4 separate regions of the Homo sapiens genome follow, and all the other regions are linked to region 3. A link is a loop called in an ENCODE intact Hi-C map of the cell type or tissue named here. Cell type or tissue: gastrocnemius medialis. All regions are shown on one strand.

What was found. A loop is a pair of places that touch in the nucleus more often than their neighbours do. Peaks named below come from ENCODE experiments on the same cell type or tissue, not always from the same donor. Only the 100,000 strongest peaks of a DNase experiment are listed, where the experiment ranks them.
Region 1: a loop joins it to region 3, with 20 times the contacts of the local background. A loop is called at or near these places in 46 of 110 quality-filtered maps.
Region 2: a loop joins it to region 3, with 8 times the contacts of the local background. A loop is called at or near these places in 54 of 110 quality-filtered maps.
Region 4: a loop joins it to region 3, with 13 times the contacts of the local background. A loop is called at or near these places in 71 of 110 quality-filtered maps.

Annotation. Positions count from the first base shown.
Region 1 is chr1:7,222,415-7,227,414 of GRCh38, forward strand. The region is part of intron 4 of CAMTA1 (calmodulin binding transcription activator 1); the gene reads left to right. Among named protein-coding and RNA genes, the nearest start is that of CAMTA1-IT1, 140 kb to the right of the region's middle. RefSeq lists enhancers at 1,914-2,414, 2,415-2,915. In gastrocnemius medialis, no CTCF peak of the experiment used is centred here; no DNase peak of the experiment used is centred here.
Region 2 is chr1:6,724,677-6,729,676 of GRCh38, forward strand. It overlaps LINC01672 (long intergenic non-protein coding RNA 1672), which reads left to right and starts at 69. Exons shown (of 2, transcript NR_104620.1): 1 at 69-174. In gastrocnemius medialis, a CTCF peak has its summit at 2,973; no DNase peak of the experiment used is centred here; H3K4me3 peaks cover 440 bases.
Region 3 is chr1:7,644,576-7,649,575 of GRCh38, forward strand. All of the region lies in intron 7 of CAMTA1 (calmodulin binding transcription activator 1), which reads left to right. Among named protein-coding and RNA genes, the nearest start is that of VAMP3, 120 kb to the right of the region's middle. In gastrocnemius medialis, CTCF peaks have their summits at 2,852 (motif pointing left) and 3,057; DNase peaks (open chromatin) are centred at 830, 1,105 and 4,626; H3K27ac peaks cover 1,671 bases.
Region 4 is chr1:7,040,054-7,045,053 of GRCh38, forward strand. The region is part of intron 3 of CAMTA1 (calmodulin binding transcription activator 1); the gene reads left to right. Among named protein-coding and RNA genes, the nearest start is that of CAMTA1-AS3, 28 kb to the left of the region's middle. In gastrocnemius medialis, a CTCF peak has its summit at 2,843 (motif pointing right); no DNase peak of the experiment used is centred here; H3K27ac peaks cover 2,059 bases.

The sequences.
Region 1 (5,000 bases), 420 kb before region 3:
CCCTCCTCTTTCTCCCTTCCTCTTGCCTGACTGTTGACTACAAAATAGGATATTATTTAGGAACGTGTCCTTGCCTCCCTCCCTGGCTCTACATCACCCCATGACATAGTGGCTGTGCTCAGGCGGAGAGTGAGTTATGTTTCTGTGGGCAGGAGTGGGTCATGAGTCCTGAGTCCTCCCTAGACAGCCCCAGCCCTTTCTCTTTGTTCCAAGGGGCCCAGCCACCATATTGATTGTTTCATCCCTCTGCACTGCCCAGAGCTGCCTCCTGGAGCACGCTCTCTTCTTTCCTGATGGCAACGGTCCCACCTGATGGCAATGGTCCCTGGGCCAGAGGATGCCCATTGGTCTTCATGGAGAGAGCTTGGGTCAGGCCCACTTGGTCTCCAATCCTGGCTTCGCCGCGTGCCAGCTCTGCAGTGGTGCCAGCTTATCCTGCTAAGCCTAGCTTCCTCTTCTACGTGGGTATATCTGCCTCAGGTGCAGCTGTGAGGATCCGGGGTGATGCTCATGAGGTGCCCGGCACCCTGTGTGGCACAGAAATGACCAGAAAATACCAACTCACCCAATGCCAAGTCTTCACTGTCCTTAAGATCTCAAACCTTTTTTTCTTGATCTTCTTCCCTTGATGACCAACGCTCTTGTTCCTCTCGCCCTTGCGGGCCACCCCCTCATACATCTTTCCTTGGGCCACAACTTAGGCCTTTGCCTTGCCTTTACTTACCTGTTGATCCACCCACCCACCCACCCACCCACCCATCCAACCATTCATTTCTTGCTTCATTCATCCAGTGATGTACTGAATGTTTCCTACATGTGTATGTCAGGCTAGGGTGAGCAAAGCAGATTCAGTGTCTCCCTACCCTAAACTTAGTGCAGGAGAGGATAGAGACAATGGAACAGGTGCATGTGCGTGTGAGTATGTGTATGTGTGATTGTGTGCGTATGTGTGTGAGTGTATGCATGCGTGTGTGTATGTGTGTGTGAGTGTGTGATGGGAGGTAGGTGCTAACAGGGAGAGTCTTGAGAAATGGATACTAGGGTCACCTAACAGGGTCCTGAGGGGTCAGGAAAGCTTCATAGAGGAAGTGACTCTTACCTCCTTGAGCAGATATAAGCAACCTGAGGCCAGGGGTTGTGCTTTCTAGGGCCTCAGAACACCAGCATCGTCAACAGGTGAGTGCCTGCCATTTATATGAGGCCCTGGGTTTGCAAAGAGGGATGAATATGCAACATAAATAGTAATGCAAAGGGACAGTTAATAAATACTTGTCCGATGAATTCATGGATGCATGTGCCATTGCCAGGCTTATATTTGCTAAGCAATCTTCCCAGCATGTGTTAAATCTCTGACTCACCATGAATAAGGAGCTTAGAAGAGCTCATTTGAGTTTCCACGTGGTTCATGAATATGCAAGCGAGATTCCTTTTAATCTCAAATTTTATTTTATTAGATGTATTTACATGTATTTATTAGTTCTCAGGTTTACCTTGGGGCCTATGGGATATTTAACGAAGGTATCATCCCATCTTCACTGCAGTTGTTAGAGGGCGGGGTGGAAGATTGCTGAATAACTCGATCACCCCAGATGACCAGAGATCTTCTGGGTGTGTAATGACCACAGACTAATCTTAATCATAATCACTACCATGAACCCACATGACATGCAGTTGTATAAAGGATGGGGCACCTTAACGTTTGTAGCACCTTTACATAAAGCCAGAGTGCTCAAGCCATCCTGGACCTCACCCGATGGGAGGGAGAATGATGCTCTGCCAGGTGGAGGCCTTAGGTCTTGTCAGTCTCCTTTTACTGCAGGAGAGGCTGCAGGCTTAGCTGGAAACATAATCGCTGCTCAAGGTCAGGCTGTGCCCAGTGGCCGAGGCGCTTGGTGAGCTTTCCACTGGATGGCCTAAATTTGCACCGCTCTGCAGGCTCTCGTCCCAGTTGGCAAGGGCGCCACAGCTGGATGGCTCAGCGTCCACCCAAAGGGAAGTGGAAAAACCAGCAGCTGGCTGAATCTGAGAAGGTTTTCATGTTCCCAACGAGATCCAAGAGCAAAACAGTTTTCTGAAACTATTTTCCACTTGCTAAAATTAAGGTTATTATTATTATTTTTCAGGAATCTGCTGTGTACGGGTTTTATTTTTAAATGTCATCATCGTTTTGTACAGGAGCACAAAACTCATGAATTCCGTCCCTGCTCAAGCGGGGTCCCAGGTTGGAGGCGTGACACCCGCGCCTCTCCGCTGGTGTCATTGATTGCTAAGGGCAAGGCTCTAGGGTTAGTGGGGACCTGATGAAAGCCCACCTGGGGCTCTTGATGTGGGAGTGTTTGGTGGATATGCCTCCCTGCCCCGCTCCCCAGGGCCCTGCTCCGTAGCTGCTCCATGTCGTCTGGATGGTCCGTTGGCACCCTGCCCACCGCACTTCAGCTTCCCTTGCTGCCACCTGCATGGGCTGCTGCCCTGATGAGTCTCGGGTCACATGAGCTGCATCCTTATTGCCGCAGCCAGCAGATGGCAGAAAGCGCCTTGACCCCATCGTCTAGTGTCTCCTTGACTGAGATGAGGAGGCTGGAGGAGAGGCTAGGAAGAGTCAGGAAGGGGCTGTAAGGGGCCAGCTGGGCAGGGCACTGGAGCCTGGGGCAAATTCTTACTGATCTTGGCAGATCTCTTTTTTTTTTTGAGATGGAGTCTTGCTCTTTTGCCCAGGTTGGAGTGTGGTGGCACGATCGCAGCTCACTGCAAGCTCTGCCTCCCGGGCTCATGCCATTCTCCTGCCTCAGCCTCCCGAGTAGCTGGGACTACAGGCGCCCACCACCATGCCCAGCTAATTTTTATATTTTTTAGTAGAGACGGAATTTCACTGTGTTAGCCAGGATGGTCTCGATCTCCTGACCTCGTGATCCGCCTGCCTCGGCCTCCTAAAGTGTTGGGATTACAGGCGTGAGCCACCGTGCCCGGCCAGCAGATCTCTTTTATTACCCAGAAAGACCTCTACTGTCACCCTTTCCCTCCCCACCAACAATATCCTGGGAGCCTTTTCTCCGAGTGGCCCTGGGAATTCTTCATTTAAGGCATTGGATTTCCCTTGGAACTTCCCTTTCCTGGGGTTGTGGGTGGGGTGTTGCTGAGAACACCTGGGAGGGTCCATCAACAACCCATCAAGAGTGGCGAGGCCGGCACCCCAGTGCAATGTGCCAGCGGGGTTGACAGCTACCCCAGAGGAAAGGGTGGAAGCTCAGACACTTAGCAGGATTTCGGGGGTTCACTTCTCTGCATCAGTCCCTCTTTGGAGAAGGTCACAGGCGCATGATCATAGACTTTTGGTTGGCTCAGAGTTCCCTCGACAGTGGCATTTCCAGCTCAGAAGTTCAGGGTCTAGTCTCCCTGCAGGAAGATGGTGAGTGACAGAAACACATCCCCTCGACTGTTCCAGTGTGGCTCCTCTGCTCATCCCTACAGGGTTCCTGCCAGCAGCGAACCTTTCCGAGCCACTGATTCCTCATCTCAGGGGTTGGGATCCTAGCATCCCCTTTTGGGGGTATCCTAGGATGGCAGATGTGGGATGGCCTGGCGTGTTCAGCCCAGTGCCTGTCCACAGCCCCTTGAGGCAGGTGTTTCCTTCTTGCCTTCTCTGGCTTTGAGTTCAGTTGTCCCCACATCCCCTGAGGATCCAAAAGGGGCTTTTTAACTCTGCTCAATGAGAACTTTCCTTGAGGCCAAACACGTGCCTCCAAAGAACCCACTTTTAGGGGGCATGCAGGCCAAGGTTTATTGCAGTAAAAGGAGGTGACACAAAGCTCACTGCCTCCCCCTCAAATTCCCGCCCCGCCACCTCACCCTCATTGCCTGCCCCTCGTGGAATTACAATCATCTGCTTGTTATTTGTGATTTCCACTTGCCTTCAGGCTGTTCCAGGCAATGGCTGAGTTTCATCACCCTTACATCCCTAGGACTGGGTGCAGAGCAGGTGCCCCGTGAATGCTTGCTGAGTTCATGCTGTAATCCCTGTCCTTTAATTTCATTTAAATTAACATCTTTCTCTCTGATAAAGATAGAACAGGCTCATTGAAGAACATTCTTACCACACAGAAAGATACAACAAAAAGCAACCAACTTCACAAACATCCTCTGAAGTCCCATTTCCCAGAGATAGCCAGGGTCAAGGTTTTAGAGAACTCAATGCTTCCGGACTTTTCCTTATGTACACATAGACATATAGGTGCTGGGTAAGTGAAGAATTCTATAGAAATGAGATCTCACCATGCATTCCATTTTGCAATTTTTTTTTAAATAATGGAGCTCTTTCCATGTTAACAAATAGAGATATGCACATTTTTTCTAATAACTATCTACTATTCTATCAATATCCTGTGATTCATTTACCAAAGCAGTTAACTGAAGCCTTTTTTATTTTTTATTTTTTTTTTGAGATGGAGTCTCGCTCTGTCACCCGGGCTGGAGTGCAGTGGCACGGTCTCGGCTCACTGCAAGCTCCGCCTCCTGGGTTGACGCCATTCTCCTGCCTTAGCCTCCTGAGTAGCTGGGACTGCAGGCACCCACCACCACGCCTGGCTAATTTTTTTGTATTTTTAGTAGAGACGGGGTTTCACTGTGTTAGCCAGCATGGTCTCGATCTACTGACCTCGTGATCCACCCGCCTCATCTTCCCAAAGTGCTGGGATTACAGGCGTGAGCCACCACGCCCGGCCAACTGAAGCCATTTTTAGGGGTTTTCCACACTCTTCCTATCATAAACTAGGCTGTGGAGAATGTCACTCTGTCCGTCTCTGTGCCCCTGTCCGCCCAAATTAGTGGGACCAACCCCTTTTACAGGACACCAACCCCATTTATAAGTAGTTTACAGGATGCTACTTTGCTTCTGTGAACTTATCCCTTTGTTTTATTGTTTTTCGTTTTTGTGAGATGGAGTTTTTGCTCTTGTTGCCTAGGCTGACGTGCAATGGTGTGATCTTGGCTCACCGCAACCTCTG
Region 2 (5,000 bases), 920 kb before region 3:
TGAACATGTCACCGGGGACTTTGGAATGTGTATCCATAACTCCCTGATTTTCAACCACATTCCAGCCTGCCTGACTCATGAAGCGTGGAGCGACCCAGGAACATCCCAGCTCCTCATGTCCCACATTCTTCAGGCTTTCTCTTAGTTTTGGCATGTGCATGTAAATGTCAACAGGTGAGGTGAGATTTGCTGTAAAGAAGCAGATGGTCCCACAGGGTAGGCTGTGGGAGAGATGGAAGTTCTAGCAGGAGATATCACAGCCAAAGACTAGCAATCTAGGCTTATCATTTGTTTAGTGCGTCAGAACCAGTGAGTCGAGGAGGAAAGGAGACCCAAGGCTATGTGGTTGCCCTCACGACTGGGAGTTTACATTTGCTTCCTGCCAGAACCAAGGACATAGCGACCGATGTGCACAGACTTCTCCAAGGTTGTTTAGTCATTGGCAAAAACAGGCCTTCACCCATCCTTGAACTGGGTCCAAGTAACTGAGATGTGCCTGTAGTGGAGGAGCGCAGGTGGAGGTTCTGAGTCCCTGAAGCTCTGCATCTTTACTTTACAAGAGATGCTGCCTGGGAGTTCTTACTTCAGAGTAAGAGGGGTGGCCATGTTATCACCCAGACTAGAACACTTTCCAGAGTGAGAAGAGCCGCTATTAATTATAGGGCAATGGCTAGAATCTGGTCTGTCCCTGGAGAAGAGGGACATCTGACAACCCTATCTTTATTTTATTTTTTTAGATGGAGTCTCGCTCTGTCACGCAGGCTGGAGCACAGTGGTGTGATCTTGGCTCACTGCAACCTCTGTCTCCTGGGTTGAACTGATTCTCCCGCCTCAGCCTCTCAAGTAGCTGGGACTACAGGCGCCCGCCACCAGGCCTGGCTAATATTTGTATTTTTGTAGAGATGGGGGTTTCACCATGTTAGCCAGGCTGGTCTCGAACTCCTGACCTCAGGTGATCTACCCGCCTCGGCCCCTCAAAGTGCTGGGATTACAGGCGTGAGCCATCACGCCCAGCTGGCTATAACCCTATCTTTAGGCCAACTTGTACCCGGCTCCACTATGGAACTCAGTGTCGAAGTGCCCGGGCTTCCTGCCCTGGTTCTGGAGATGGGTGGTGGCAATGGCTGCACAACAGTGTGAAGGTAGTAATGGCCACAGAACTGTGCCCTTCACAGTGGCTAAAAGAGCACATTTTATGTTATGTCTGTTGCACCCCAATGAAAACAAATAGCAAACGTTCTGATATTCCCTCCAAACCAGCTGCTTCTGCTGACTCCTCGTCTCAATTAATCGCGGCTCTGTCTTCCGTTTGCTGAAGCCGAAGACCTCCCCGCTCTCTCAGAGCCCATGTCTGGCACATCAGCGAATCTCGTTGGCACTGCCGTCAAACACATCCATCTAGGATCTCCCCGCACTTCACGCCACCCACCGCGCTAGTCTGTGGATCCCTGTTTCTCTCTTGGATGTAGTAATAGTCACATAGCTGGACTTCTGCCCTGGCACTTCTTCAGCCCCTTGTTAGAGGAATCCTGCTAAATGTTGGATGATTTACCCCCCACCTCCCGCACCCCCCGCCACACACACATAGGAGCTCCACTGGCTCCTCATAACTCTCAGGGTGCCAGCCTGTCTCTGCCATGACCCGAAAGCTCTCCGTCATCTGTCTCCCGCCCCTCCCTCACTGACTCTATCTGCCACCCTCTCCCTGTTGTCCACGCTGCCCCAGCCCCACAGGCCTCCTCCTGTTCCTCAGACTCCCCAGGGATACTCCTGCCTCAGGGCCTTTGCCCTGGCTATTCCCTCCAGCTACAATGCTCTTCCTGAATCTGCATGATTCGATGCCCACTCCCCCATTCTCAGCCTGTCCCCACATCTCAGTGAGCCCTGCCCGGGCCACCCTGGAAAATCTCAGCATCCCAGGCTGGGCGTGGTGGCTCATGCCTGTAATCTCAGCACCTTGGGAGGCCAAGGCAGGCAGATTGCTTGAGCTCAGGAGTTTGAGACCAGCCTGGCCAACATGGCGAAACCCCATCTCTCCTAAAAATACAAAAATTAGCTGAGTGTGGTGGTGCGTGCCTGTAATCACAGCTACTTGGGAGGCTGAGGCAGCAGAATCGATTGAACCTGGGAGGCAGAGGTTTCAGTGAGCCGAGATCATGCCACTGCACTCCAGCCTGGGCGACAGAGCGAGACTCCATCTAACACACACAAAAAAAGCACTTTTTTTTCATCCTCCCAGCACTTCTTGTCCTCCTTGCTTCCCTTGTTTTTTTTTTTTTTCACATTCACACATATGATGATCCAGCATTCTACATATTTTATTTATCTTATTTATTTTCAGTCTTCTCCACTCAAATGTATGATATTTAAGGCAGGGGTTTTAAAATGTCTTGTTCTTGGCCAGGCATGGTGGCTCACACGTGTAATTCTAGCACTTTGGGAGGCCGAGGCAGGTGGAGCACCTGAGGTCAGGAGTTCAAGACCAGCCTGGTCAACATGGCGAAACCCCGTCTCTACTAAAAATACGAAATTAGCCAGGCGTGGTGGCGGACGCCTGTAATCCCAGCTATAATCCCAGCTACTCAGGAGGCTGAAGCAGGAGAATCGCTTGAACCTGGGAGGCAGAGCTTGCAGTGAGCCGAGATCACGCCACTACACTGCAGCCTGGGTGACAGAGTGAGACTCCATCTCAAAAAACAACAACAAAATAAATAAATAAATAAAAATAAAATGTCTTGTTCTCTTTTTTCCTCCAGTGCCCAGATCAGCGCCTGATATATACTTGGCACACAATAACCACTCTTGAAATTCATGAAGGAATCTGGACATTTAGGGGGTTCACAGAATCCGCCGCTTTTAGGGAAGATTCTCTGCCTGATGTGTGAGCGCTCTAACCTCTTCATCTGTGTTCAGTCCCCTTGCAATGCTTCTCTAAGGTCGGCCTACATTTCACTTAATTCAGTGGCTCTCCACTGGGGGCGCTCTTCCCCTTGCAGGGGACATTTGGCAATAAATGAATAAATGGGGACATTTTTGGTTCTTACAAGGGAGGGGAGAGGTGCTACTGGCATCTAGCGGGTAGAGGCCTGAGATCCTGCTATTAATAAATACCCTATGTCATGCTCTGGAAAGCTTCCCATAACAAAAAATTGCCTGGACAGATGTCAACTGTGCCGAGGCTGAGAACCCCGATCTACACTGATCATATTAGGAATGATCTGGTCTGCATTTAATATGAGGGAAGTCTTTTGAGGGCTGTTATGGGTTGAATTGGGTCCCCCAGTTCTTATGTTGAAGGCAAGTCCTATGCCCAGGACCTCAGAATGTGCCTGTATTTGGAGATAGGGCCTTTGAAATAATTTAATTGAAATCATTAGGTTGGGCACGGTGGCTCATGCCTGTAGTCCCAGCTACTCAGGAGGCTGAGGCAGGAGAATCACTTAAACCTGGGAGGTAGAGGTTGCAGTGAGCCAAGATCGCACCACTGCACTCCGGCCTGGGCCACAAGAATGAAATGTTGTCTCAAAAAAAAAAAAAAAAAAAAAAAGAAATCATTAGGGTGGGTCCTAATCCAATACGACTGGTGTCTTTTTTTTTTCTTTTGAGATAGAGTCTCGCTCTGTGGCCAGGCTGGAGTGCAGTGGCGTGATCTCGGCTCACTGCAACCTCTGCCTCCCGGGTTCAAGCGTTTTTCCTGCCTCAGCCTCCCAAGTAGCTGGGACTACAGGCACCCGTCAACACGCCCAGCTAATTTTTGTATTTTTAGTAGAGATGGGGTTTCACCATGTTGGCCAGGATGGTCTTGATCTCTTGACCTCATGATGCTCCCGCCTTGGCCTCCTAAAGTGCTGGGATTACAGGCGTGAGCCACCGTGCCCGGCCTTGGTGTCCTTTTAAAGAGGGGAAATTCGGACACAGGTGCACACAGAGGGAAGATGATATGAAGACACAGGGAGGAGACGGCCACCTTTTGGGCGTGATGATGCGTCTGCAAGTCGAGGGATGTCGAGGCAACCTCTGCAAGCTGCAAAGACAAGGAAGGATCCTCCCTTACAGCCACCAGGGAAAGCATGGCCTTGGGGATGCCTGGGTTTAGATTTCAAGCCTCCAGAACCACGAGAGAATATATATATGTTCTGTCATATATATATATATATGTGTGTGTGTATATATATGAGATGTATATATATGTCTGTGTATATATACATATATACGTATATATACACACATATATACGTGTATATATACATATATATGTATATATATACACACATATATACGTGTATATATACGTATATACGTATATATATACACACATATATACGTGTATATATATACACACATATATACGTGTATATATATACACATATATATCATATATATATATATATGTATATATCAGTCTCTGTCACCCAGGCTGGAGTAGAGTGGCATGATCCTGGCTCATTGCAGCCTTGACCTCCTGGGCTCAAGCAATGCTCCCACCTCAGCCTCCCAAGTAGCAGGGACTACAGGCACATATGCTATGCCTGTAATTTTTTTCGTGTGTATTTTTTTTTGTATTTTTCTTGGAGATGGGGGTTTCACTATGTTGCCCGGACTCAAACTCCTAGCCTCAAGTGATCCTCCCGCCTTGGCCTCCCAAAGTGCTGGGATTACAGGCATGAACCAATGTGCCCCACTGAGATTTCTGTTGTTTTAAGCCACACAGACTTTGGTACTTGGTTAGGGCAGCTGGAGCAAACTAATGCCAGGGCAGAGCCAGTGCTAAATCCAAACTTGATACTAACGGGCTCTATACCCTGTGATGATTAAGGTGTCTTGGAAAAAGAAAGGGTCTTACCAGGACAGTGGTTAGATACTCCCGTGGCAGGAGAGGCCAGAATGTGTAGTCTGTCGGCCATCATGAGGCTCATGACCTAGAGCTGGCCAAGAACACTTGTATAATAAATGTTCAAAGCCACCAGTCACCAAAGCCTTTCATGGGTAAATGACCCCAG
Region 3 (5,000 bases):
TGCCTTCTTTTACATGGTCCAAAATGGCTACTCCAGCTCCTGCCATTGCAACTGCATTCCAACCAGTGGAAAGAGGAGAAAATAAGGTGGAGGGTGAGTTCCTTCCCTTTAAGCCCACAACTTGCATACATCATTTCATCTCTGGTGTCGTTGGACAGAATTTTGTCATATGGTTACTCCTAGTTGCAAGAGAGTCTGGGAAGTGTCGTTTTTTGCTTTGTAGTTCCATCCTAACGTACTTTGGGGAAAGAGGTTCTGCATGTGAATCATTCAGGGCTGAGTAGAGCTGTGCTTAGCCTGGGGTGCCCCTGTGGGCTTCAGCTTTCTGGCTTATAGTGCACAGAATTGCCCATCTCAGTCCAAGGCCTGGCAATGACTGTCTGAGGCGCCGTCTGAGGCCTGGAGTTTACAGTACGCAAGTGATCTAAAGCTTAGTATGTCTCATCCTGGAAATTCCAGGGTCTGTTCCAATGCAGCTGGTCTGAGAGAGCACCAGATTTGCACCCAGTAAACCCCCATAGTGTGAGTGAGGAGCTGAAGGGGGAGTCCTCTCCTCCCAGATTAGCCACTGAGAGATGACTTTGAGTGGAGTCGACTGCTCTGCCAGGCAGGCTCTGTGCTTCTGTCCTGCCAAGCTGGCAGGAAACTTGCTCAGTGATCTTGGGCTGCTCAGAGCCACAGTGGTTCTAAACTGCCATGCCCCAAACCTTGCACCCTTGGCTCCACTGGAACCTACAGAAAGCCAGATGGAACCGTTTCCTCGGAGAAGATCCTCTCCCTCTGAGCACCCGTGGCTTTCTTCCCTGCCCATTTCCTGGCAGCCCAGGAGGGGATGGCACGCCAGGCATTTCCCAGCAAGCTGTTGGTGAGGTTGTTCCATCCGGAGTGAGTGGCGAGGGCATGACTTCTAAGCTGTGTTCACAGCCCTTCCCGTGTGGTGATCTTGTCCCAGCTCTCCCACCTGGAGGCTCCTCTTGGAGTGCCCTGGCTGGCCAGATGGCCCTGCAGCCATGAGCAAGTCCTAGGCCTTCCTGCAGGCTTCGAAGGCCCGGAAATCAGCAGGCAGCTCCCCCAGCCGCCTCGGGGTTTAGCTCCACCCTGCCTGCCAGCCCCAGAGCTCCGCTGGCATCAGGCCAGAGTACTCAGGCCTCTGGGGCAGGTGTCCTCTGCAGCACTGGGCGGGCGGCAGGAGGGCTGGCTGTGGAATCAGCAGAGCCCCAGGGCCTACGCCCACACCACACAAGTGCTCTGTGCACCTCCATGCTTCTGCACGGGCACACGACGTATCCACAGGCACGAGTGTGTGGGGATTCAGCACCTCCACCCCCACACTTCCTCCAAAAGCAACCTCACCTCCATGGCAGGTGGTGGAGGCCATAGTAAATGTGAGGCCACAAAGGCCATGTTGAAAGTGGAGGTGGAGGCCATCCTGAATGTGGGGTGGAGGCCATAGTGAGTGCAGGTGAAGGCCCTGGTGAGTTTGGTGGGGGCCCTGGTGAATTGGGTGGAGGCCATGGTGAGTTGGGTGGAGGCCCTGGTAAGTGTGAGCGGAGGCCCCGTTGAGGTGGATGGAGGCCCTGGTGACTGCAGGTGGAGGCCATGGTGACTGTGAGGGTGGAGGCCATGGTGATTGTGAAGGTGGAGGCTATGGTGAGTTGGGTGGAGGCCCTGCCCTGGTGAGTTGGATGGAGGCCATAGTGAGTGTGGTTGGAGGCCACGGTGAGTTGGGTGGAGGCCCTGGTGAGTTGGGTGGAGGCCACGGTGAGTTGGGTGGAGGCCCTGGTAAGTTGGATGGAGGCCATAGTGAGTGTGGTTGGAGGCCCTGGTGAGTTGGGTGGAGGCCCTGGTGAGTGTGACTGGAGGCCCTGTTGAGGCGGATGGAGGCCCTGGTGACTGAGGGTGGAGGCCATGGTGACTGTGAGGGTGAGGGCCCTGGTGAGTGGTTGGAGGCCATGGTAACTGTGAAGGTGGAGGCTGTGGTGAGTTGGGTGGAGGCCCTGGTGAGTTGGGTGGAGGCTCTGGTGGGTTGGGAGGAGGTCCTGGTGAGTGTGAGCAGAGGCCCTGGTGAGGTAGAGGCCCTGGTGACTGAGGGTGGAGGCCATGGTGACTGTGAGGGTGAAAGTCATGGTGAGTTGGGTAGAGGCCATGGTGACTGTGAGGGTGGAGGCCATGGTGAGTGGGGTGGAGGCCACAGTGAGTTGGAATGGAGGCCCTAGTGAGTGTGAATGGAGGCCCTGTTGAGTTGGGTGGAGGCCCTGGCAAGTGTGGGCTTGCTTGTGCTGTCATGGCCCCCACAGTCCATCTCCCCTAACACACTGGTCCTCACCTGCAGCCTGTTGGTTTTCCAGGGGCCAGGGTGTCAGTCCTGCCAGCCTTCAGCATCTGTAAGGCAGTGCTGCCGAGACACCACACCGTTTCCAGTACCGGGCCTCGGATGGGGTGGCTGCAAACGGGCCCCTCATTGCTGAGCAGTGGCTGCAGTGGCAGAGAAATCTGCTCAGAGCGGCTGCTTAGCCAGCACCTGCTCTCCAGGGACCCAGCTCAGGCTGGGAGAGGTCGCAGAGCCCAGGATCCCCAGACCCCCAGCCTCCCTCCCTCTGTTCCGGAGGCCCTCGCTGTTGCCAGTACCCAAGCCTGGGGTTGTATGTTCAGTGCGCCTTTTGTTTTCTCATAATTTTTCAGACAAAGACCAAAGATCCAGAAGGGGGGGGGGCTGTGTTTATTTGTTTTGTTTTTTGCTTAGATTGTAATCCTGGTGATTATAGAATATCAAGAAGGAAAATCAACAAAGCCTTCCTTCCTGGGGCTCGCGGAGCCGTTCCTGGTCGACCAGCGCCACCTGGTGGCCAGTGGCAGCGGCCCCGCTCGGAGATGGGAGCCCCAGGGAAGCCTGACTCCCCGGTCCAGGCCACCTGGAGCTTGCAGGCGGGGGCCTGTCCCACCCGCGCCTCTGGACCTGGTGTCTGAGATGTGCTAGGAGGCTGTTTGGGGACCTGCTCTGTAATTCTGGAGTGGTGGGGCTTGGGGTGGGGCTGGAACTAGCAGCAGGAGACCCTAGGGAGAGGTGCCTGTGCCCACCTTTTTTCCTCTCCAGCTCAGTCGATCCTGATCCAGTATCACCTGGCTGGCTGGGGACGGCGGGCTGGGAGCTCCGAGCCTGACTAGGAACAGGTATCCCTAAGGCTCAGCCAGAGCCCATCGAGGAAGGACAGCAGCCAGCCTAAAAGTCCGGACGTAGTGGCTTACGCCTGTAATCCCAGCACTCTGGGTGGCCGAGGCAGGAGGGTTACTTGAGCCCAGGAGTTCAAGATCAGCCTGGGCAACATGGCGAGACCCTGTCTCTACAAAAAATAGAAAAATTAGCCAGATGTGGTGGTGCACACCAGTAGCCCCAGCTACTTGGGAGGCTGAGGTGGAAGGATCACTTGAACCTAGGGAGTTCAGGGCTGCAGTGAGCTGAGATGGCGCCACTGCACTCCAGCCTGGGTGACAGAGCAAGACCTTGTCTAAAGAAAAGAAGAGAGAGAAGAGAAGAGGGCTGGACATGGTGGCTGACACCTTTAATCCCAGCACTTCGGGAGGCTGAGGCAGGTAGATCACCTGAGGTCAGGAGTTTGAGACCAGCCTGACCATGTGGTGAAACCTGTTTCTACTAAAAATACAAAAATTATCTGGGCATGGTGGCAGGTGCCTGTAATCACAACTACTTGGTAGGCTGAGGCAGGAGAATCACTTGAACCCAGTAGGTGGAGGTTGCAGTGAGCCAAGATCGTGCCATTGTGCTCCAGCCTGGGCAACAGAGTGAGACTCCACCTCAAAAAAAAAAAAAAGAGAGAGAGAAGGGAAGAGAGCTGCAAAAACTTTTCCCCCATGGAGCTACAGGTGTGGGCACAGTAAGGAGTGGGGGGATCAGCCCCGGGTGGGAGAGAGAGGGGGTGTTGTTAGAGGGACTCTTTCTGGCCAGCAGTGTTCACTTAGAGGCGTGTTCCAGGGTCACTACCTCTGAGCAGAGACTTCTGGGATAGGAGCAAATGGCTGAATGTCAGGAGTGAGCTCGGGCCCCCCAGGCCACCCAGTTCTGGGGCTCAGAGGGAGCCGAGCCGGCTGCAGTCTTACCCTGGAATCCACCAAGGTCCCAGAAAGCCTGAGCAGAGACAATGGTTCCCCCTCAGAACCACCTGGGAGGGGCTGAAAGGCAGGCCCTTCCCCAGACATTCTGACTCCCTGGGTCTGGAGTGGGCTCCAGACACTGAGTTTTTTATGAAGCTAGGTTCTTGTGCTGGGGTCCCCAGGACCATACTTTTTAAGGAACCCCGGCCTATAGCAGCCTCTGGCGAGAGGCCAGCCAAGAGCAGGACCAGCACCTCTTTGGGCCACAGGCCTCCTTTCTCACATCCAGGTGCGAGGAGGGCAGGCGTTGGAGGCCACACGGAGCTTAGTGTAGCCACACTCCCAGAGGAAGCCAGTCCCCAGCATGCACTAAGTACTGGGTGTACCATTTCTGGATGTTCCAGGACTGTGTGAGGACTTTCCGTAGACTCTGGGTTAAGAAATACGACTCTAGAAGTTTCCTTGTTTTGCAGCTGAGGTGTTGGTGCCGGCACATGGTGGAGCCTTGCCAGACACTTGTTGACTTGCACTTGTGAGAAACCCTGGAGTTGCATAAGAGGAAGCACATCTGTGTCCCCACGGCAGCCCAGACAGCAGCTCGGTCCCTGAGAGCAGAGGCCCGGCTCCCTGCCTGCATCTGCGGGGCCTGGGAGTCATGGGGGAGGCAGCGATAGCGCTGGGGGTTCCTGGAGAGGATTTCCTCTGCCTTTTACCCTTCCCTTTGGGAAGGAGCTGCTGCCATGAGGAGCAGGCAGGGCAGGTTCCTGGAATCTCCAGGTGGGTCCCAGCCCTCTTCCTGGCTCCTGCCAGAATGCCTGCAGCCCCCTTCCAACCTGGCATGGAGGACAGCAGAGGGTGGGCACGGAGAGGCTGACTTGAGTGTGGGGCTT
Region 4 (5,000 bases), 600 kb before region 3:
TTAAATAAATGGATTTTACAATTGCAAAGTGGCGACTTTTCTTTTTTTGGGTGGCAACTCACCACAGCCCCACCTTTCAAGTGAAATTTTAGACACGCTAACTGTGATTTTTTTTTTTTTTTGGCTTTTAGCATTTTGGAATAAAGTCGAAAGTTTCAAAAGCTGCCAGCATATTTCAATTTAATCTGCTGCTGTGTTGTCTCTTGATAGCGTAATGCCAGGGCTACAGAGATGTTTTCACGATGTAAATAATTTGTGTACTGTAAGTTGTCTAAACACGGCATGCGTGTGATCCGGTGCAATCAGATTGCTTGGATATGGCTTTACGTGACGGACTGTAATGGTTGCTTCGGAGTCATTAGAGCCTAGTATGTAAATAATCCACATTTTAAAATTGTCTTAAATGTGCTTAGACAATGGATGAATGCCTCCTCTGGATTCATTAATTCCATCAAGAATTCACAGTTCACAGCACCTGAAGGCATCAGCCTGCTTCTTCCCAAATGAGCTCTTGGCACTGTCAGCTTGCCCGTCTCCCAGGTGTACCCGTAAGCAGGGAGTCAGGGGTCATCTTTTCACCTTGACATGTGCAAGGTCATGACCACAGCCAGGTACAATACAGAATAAAACCCTGACCTAGGACTTTCTGCCTTGGCCATGGATCTCCCTCTTTTTTTTTTTTTTTTTAAAGACAGAGTCTCACTCTGCGGTCCAGGCTGGCGTGTGCAATGGCGCGATCTTGGCTCACTGCAGCCTCTGCCTCCCTGGTTGAAGCGATTCCCCTGCCTCAGCCTCTCGAGTAGCTGGGACCACAGATGTGCACCACCATACCCAGCTAATCTTTGTTTTTAGTAGAGACTGGGTTTCACCATGTTGGCCAGGATGGTCTCGATCTCTTGACCTCATGATCTGCCCGCCTCAGCCTCCCAAAGTGCTGGGATTACAGGCATGAGCCATGGTGCCTGGCCCTCCCTCTGTTTTTTAAGACAGGTGCGTGTGGGCGCAGGAGGCGGAGGGCCCTTATGCTGCCCTGGCATTTTGGAGGAGCAGGGAAATGAGATAAAGCTGCAAAATGACTCCCTAAAAGTTGGCCCCAAGCCAGTGCGGGCGACGGTGTCAGCCACCCTTGGTTCATTTTCTACACGAGGCCCCACACGGCCCCGGAGCTGGAGCTTCTACCGAAGGGTTGCCCTCTGTCCCCTTCTCGGCTTCCTCTGCAGAGGGGCTCAGAGCCAGTCCAGTCAGACCTGCGAGGCCTGGGCTGTGGCTGCTGTGGCTTTGCCAGCATCTATTGTCTAAGAGGGCTGGGGAAGCTCACTGTTTGAAACACACACACACAACAGAACATAAATCAGAGGCAGAATCTTTTAACATTTACAGTTTTAAGTGAAATTCCTGTTGAGAGTCTCTTAAGCTAGATTTATATCTGATTTTGCATTGAACTGTGTCGTTATGTGGGGCTGAGAAACTCTTACGAAATTAAGCATAATGCGAAAACATGCTGAAAAGACAGTTCTGTAGAAATGTGAAACATTATTATGTTATAGAATATTGGAGTGAAGAAATACGCATAAAGGCACAATTACCATGGACATTTTCCTTTTAATGATCCTTGTACAATCCTTGGCAGAAAGGTTTGCTGACGTCTCCTCGTAGATAAAGGAAAATTGAGACGATATTGATATTCTACATCCGTTTTGAATTCCAAAGAATATCAGGAGAGCGAACCAGTCTGTCTTCATATTCAAAACAGCAAGGCCTAGACTATCTCGATACCTTGGGAGGATCTGTCATTAGTGTTTGGGGATTTGACTGAAGCCTCCACACTATGGACAGACCAAGTGGTGGCAATAATGTGTGCAGGGGTTAACGTCTGAATGCTCTGATCTGGAAGCTTCTAGAAGCTCCTAGAATGGGTTGAGGTTGTTGGATGCTTGTCCCTGGAGAGTTTTTAGGGTTTAAAGCATCTGTCTAGAATGTCTTGAGAGTGTCCTTGGGGATAGGGTGATAGAGGTGCTTGCTTGTGCTAAGGTTTGTTCCAGGATACCCTGTTCAGCTTTGTTTTCCACAGGAGAATTCCCCTCCTCCAGCCTCTGACTTCTGCTGCCCTGGCTTAGGGCTAAGGGGATATTGATCATGGCCCCTGGGATTTTATCTTTCCTTTCAGTCTCCAGAATGACTCCCAAAGCAGATGCTGCTTCTCTTGCCTCCTCGTCCCCCTTCCCTGGGCTGCCCTGGCACCATAGCCTGGGTACCCAGTGTACCATGGAGTGTGGGCAGAAACGCTGTTTCTTCCTCTTGTTCCTGGCCGACCTTCTTCTCTTGGCTGGGACTTGTGATTCCAGTGGGGGGAAAGGAGCCCAGTTTCCCTGCCTCTCCCTGTTCAGCCCTGGAGCAGCTGGAGCAGGGCTGGTGGTGGCGCTGAGATCGCAAGCCTTCCAGAAACCCTTCCTCCCCCTGAGCTCATGGCAGGTCCCCTGGCAGGGGGAAAGCTTTTGCTAAAAACCTCCCTGAGCCCGTGCCCTCTAAGCCTGGCATTGAGATGCCACCAGCTGGTCGGGGGAGGGGGAGCAGCAGCCGAGATGCCGCCCCAGGTTGGAGCGCGGAGGCCTTTCGCATTTGCTCTGGAAGCATCATCTGAGAAGCCCTAGCGGGTTTTGCTCAGGGTCAGGTGACAGCCAGTCTCCTCCCTTCAGTAGGGCTGGCAGCAGCTCCCGACTCACAGTTCCTTCTCTTCTGCTCTTCTCAGAACCTCTTAAAGGACCTCTAGGCGTTTGTTACCTAGAGTTGCTTGAAATTAAGCTATTTAATTCTAATTTGGCTGTGCAATATCTGATTCTTGACCACCAGAGGTCACTGTAATAAGGTAGAAAGCAGGTGTTTCTGAGAGTCTTCAATGTGTGGTTGCCTCAAGAAAACAAAATGAAATCAACCAAACCACCCCCCAAGTTTCTTCACTGGCCTGGGTGTGCTGCAGTGTGCTCTGGGGCATGGACACGCAGCCCCAGCTTTCTCACTTGTGGAAGGTCTGCCCAGCTGTGGAGCCTGGCAGGACGGGACAGGTGGCCACTTAGGGAACATTTGACTGCCAAGGCCGCTGGCACAGGCCTCTGGGCAGGCTTGCTTTCATAGGATGGTGGGTGCATCGGGGCCTCACTCAGAGGCAGGGGCCCTCCTCTTTCCCCCACCCTACGCTCACCCTGAGCTGCATTCTCAAAGTCCATTTCTGGCAGCAACCTGGGGTTAGATTTTCTTAGGTTAATTAGGCTTGTCTGCCTTACCTTTCTGTGTGTGCACTTGAGTGTGTGCATGTCTCTGTGTGTGTGTGTGTGCACGTGCCTGCTCCGTCAGGTGGGGTCAGTAATAGTGCTGTCCACCTACAGCTATTTGGTGTTAAAAGGAGATGGTGCATGATGTCGGGTGCTTAAAAGCACAGGGCTTGTTTTCCAGCTAGTGTCCGGGAAATGTGAGCCATCAAAATTCTCATCCAGAGGCTCGGCGGAAAACATTTACCCCGTTGCAGAATGGCTTCGACTCTTTCTCAGACCCACCCTTCCTGTCCTCTTTGGTTGGTCATCTTCCTTATATGGTGACGTTTTTCAGTAGAACGTAAGAAACGCCTGCCTTTATTAGCAGTGGCTCCTGAAGGTTGGTTCCAGGGAAGCTGTTTTCGTCTTCGGTGGGTGGCTCACGGGAGAACATTAGGGCCTTGGGGGTGCAGTTTGGCAGGCTTTGCATTTAGCAAATACTCGGGCCCTCAGGCTAGAGCTTTTGTGAGACTGCTCACGCACTGGTTTCTCTTCCAGCTCTAAATCCCCGAGTTGCCGGAACACAGAGAAATTAGAGATGCATGTGATCTCCGCAGGGGGCCAGGCAGCCAGGGGAGAGGGTGGTTCTGGATGCAGGAGCTCACATTCCTCACTGGGAACATTTGGAGGATATAGGTCTAGGGGAGGGTGACTGTATTACCTGGATCCTCCAGAGGGCCATTAGGGCTGCCAGCGGAGGTCAGGAGCAGTGATCTACGGGAGATGCTGCCGCCATCCCCTTCAGTGGGAATTTCTCCTGGATGTCTCTGCAGAAGGCACGTGGGTGTCACATATGCACACACATGCATGCACAGCGCATGGCTGGGGCTGCAGAGCAGGCGCCCCAGTGTCATGGACCCTGTGGCCACAGCTGCTGGGCCTGTTCACACACGGTTGGGACTGGCCAAGGGTCTCACCCAGACTAGACGGGAATGGGGGAGACCCAGAGAGACGCAGAGCAGTGCCGCTGGGGACCCCGGGGACTCAGAGCAGTGCCGCTGGGGACCCTGGGGACTCACAGCAGTACTGCTGGGGACGCCGAGGACGCAGAGCCGTGCCACTGGGGACCCCGGGAAAGCAGGGCAGTGCCACTGGGACCCAGATCATGCCCCTCTGCATGTAACCGATGGCACAAACACCAGGCCTTCAGCAGGGCCATAAGCATCTGAGGCTAGGAAGGCACATGCGTGATTAGCAGATGGGTGATGGGGCCTCTAGCGGGCAGATTCTGTGGTGGCGCTGAAACAGGAGACGTCCTCTCCGACCTTGGAGACCTGGCATTTGGAGCCTGAATGAGCCAGAGACAGGAAGCCTGTCCCTCCCCTCTCTGGGCGACCTTCCGAGGAGGCATCAGCTCTTCCCTTGCTTTGGGGAGGGAACTTACCCTGCGTGCAGTCCTCCTGCCCCCCTGCCTGGCGCATCTTTCCCCCTCACGTCCTCTCCCCCACTCCCTCCTCTTCCCGCCTGTGGTTTTCTTTCCCATTCCTGTCTGCCAGCAGTGCCTCCTCTCCCCATTAACATCCCGCCATTTTGATTAAAAAAAAAAATCCCCCAAAATAAAAACTCATACTTGTTTCTATGGGCTTCCTATGTTTCTTTGGAAGCAGCCTCTTCATAAACCCAGTGAATAAATCTCTTCAATTGTTGAGACTCCTGTAAGAGAGTCTGGTGAAGTATAGCTTGTACCTGAAC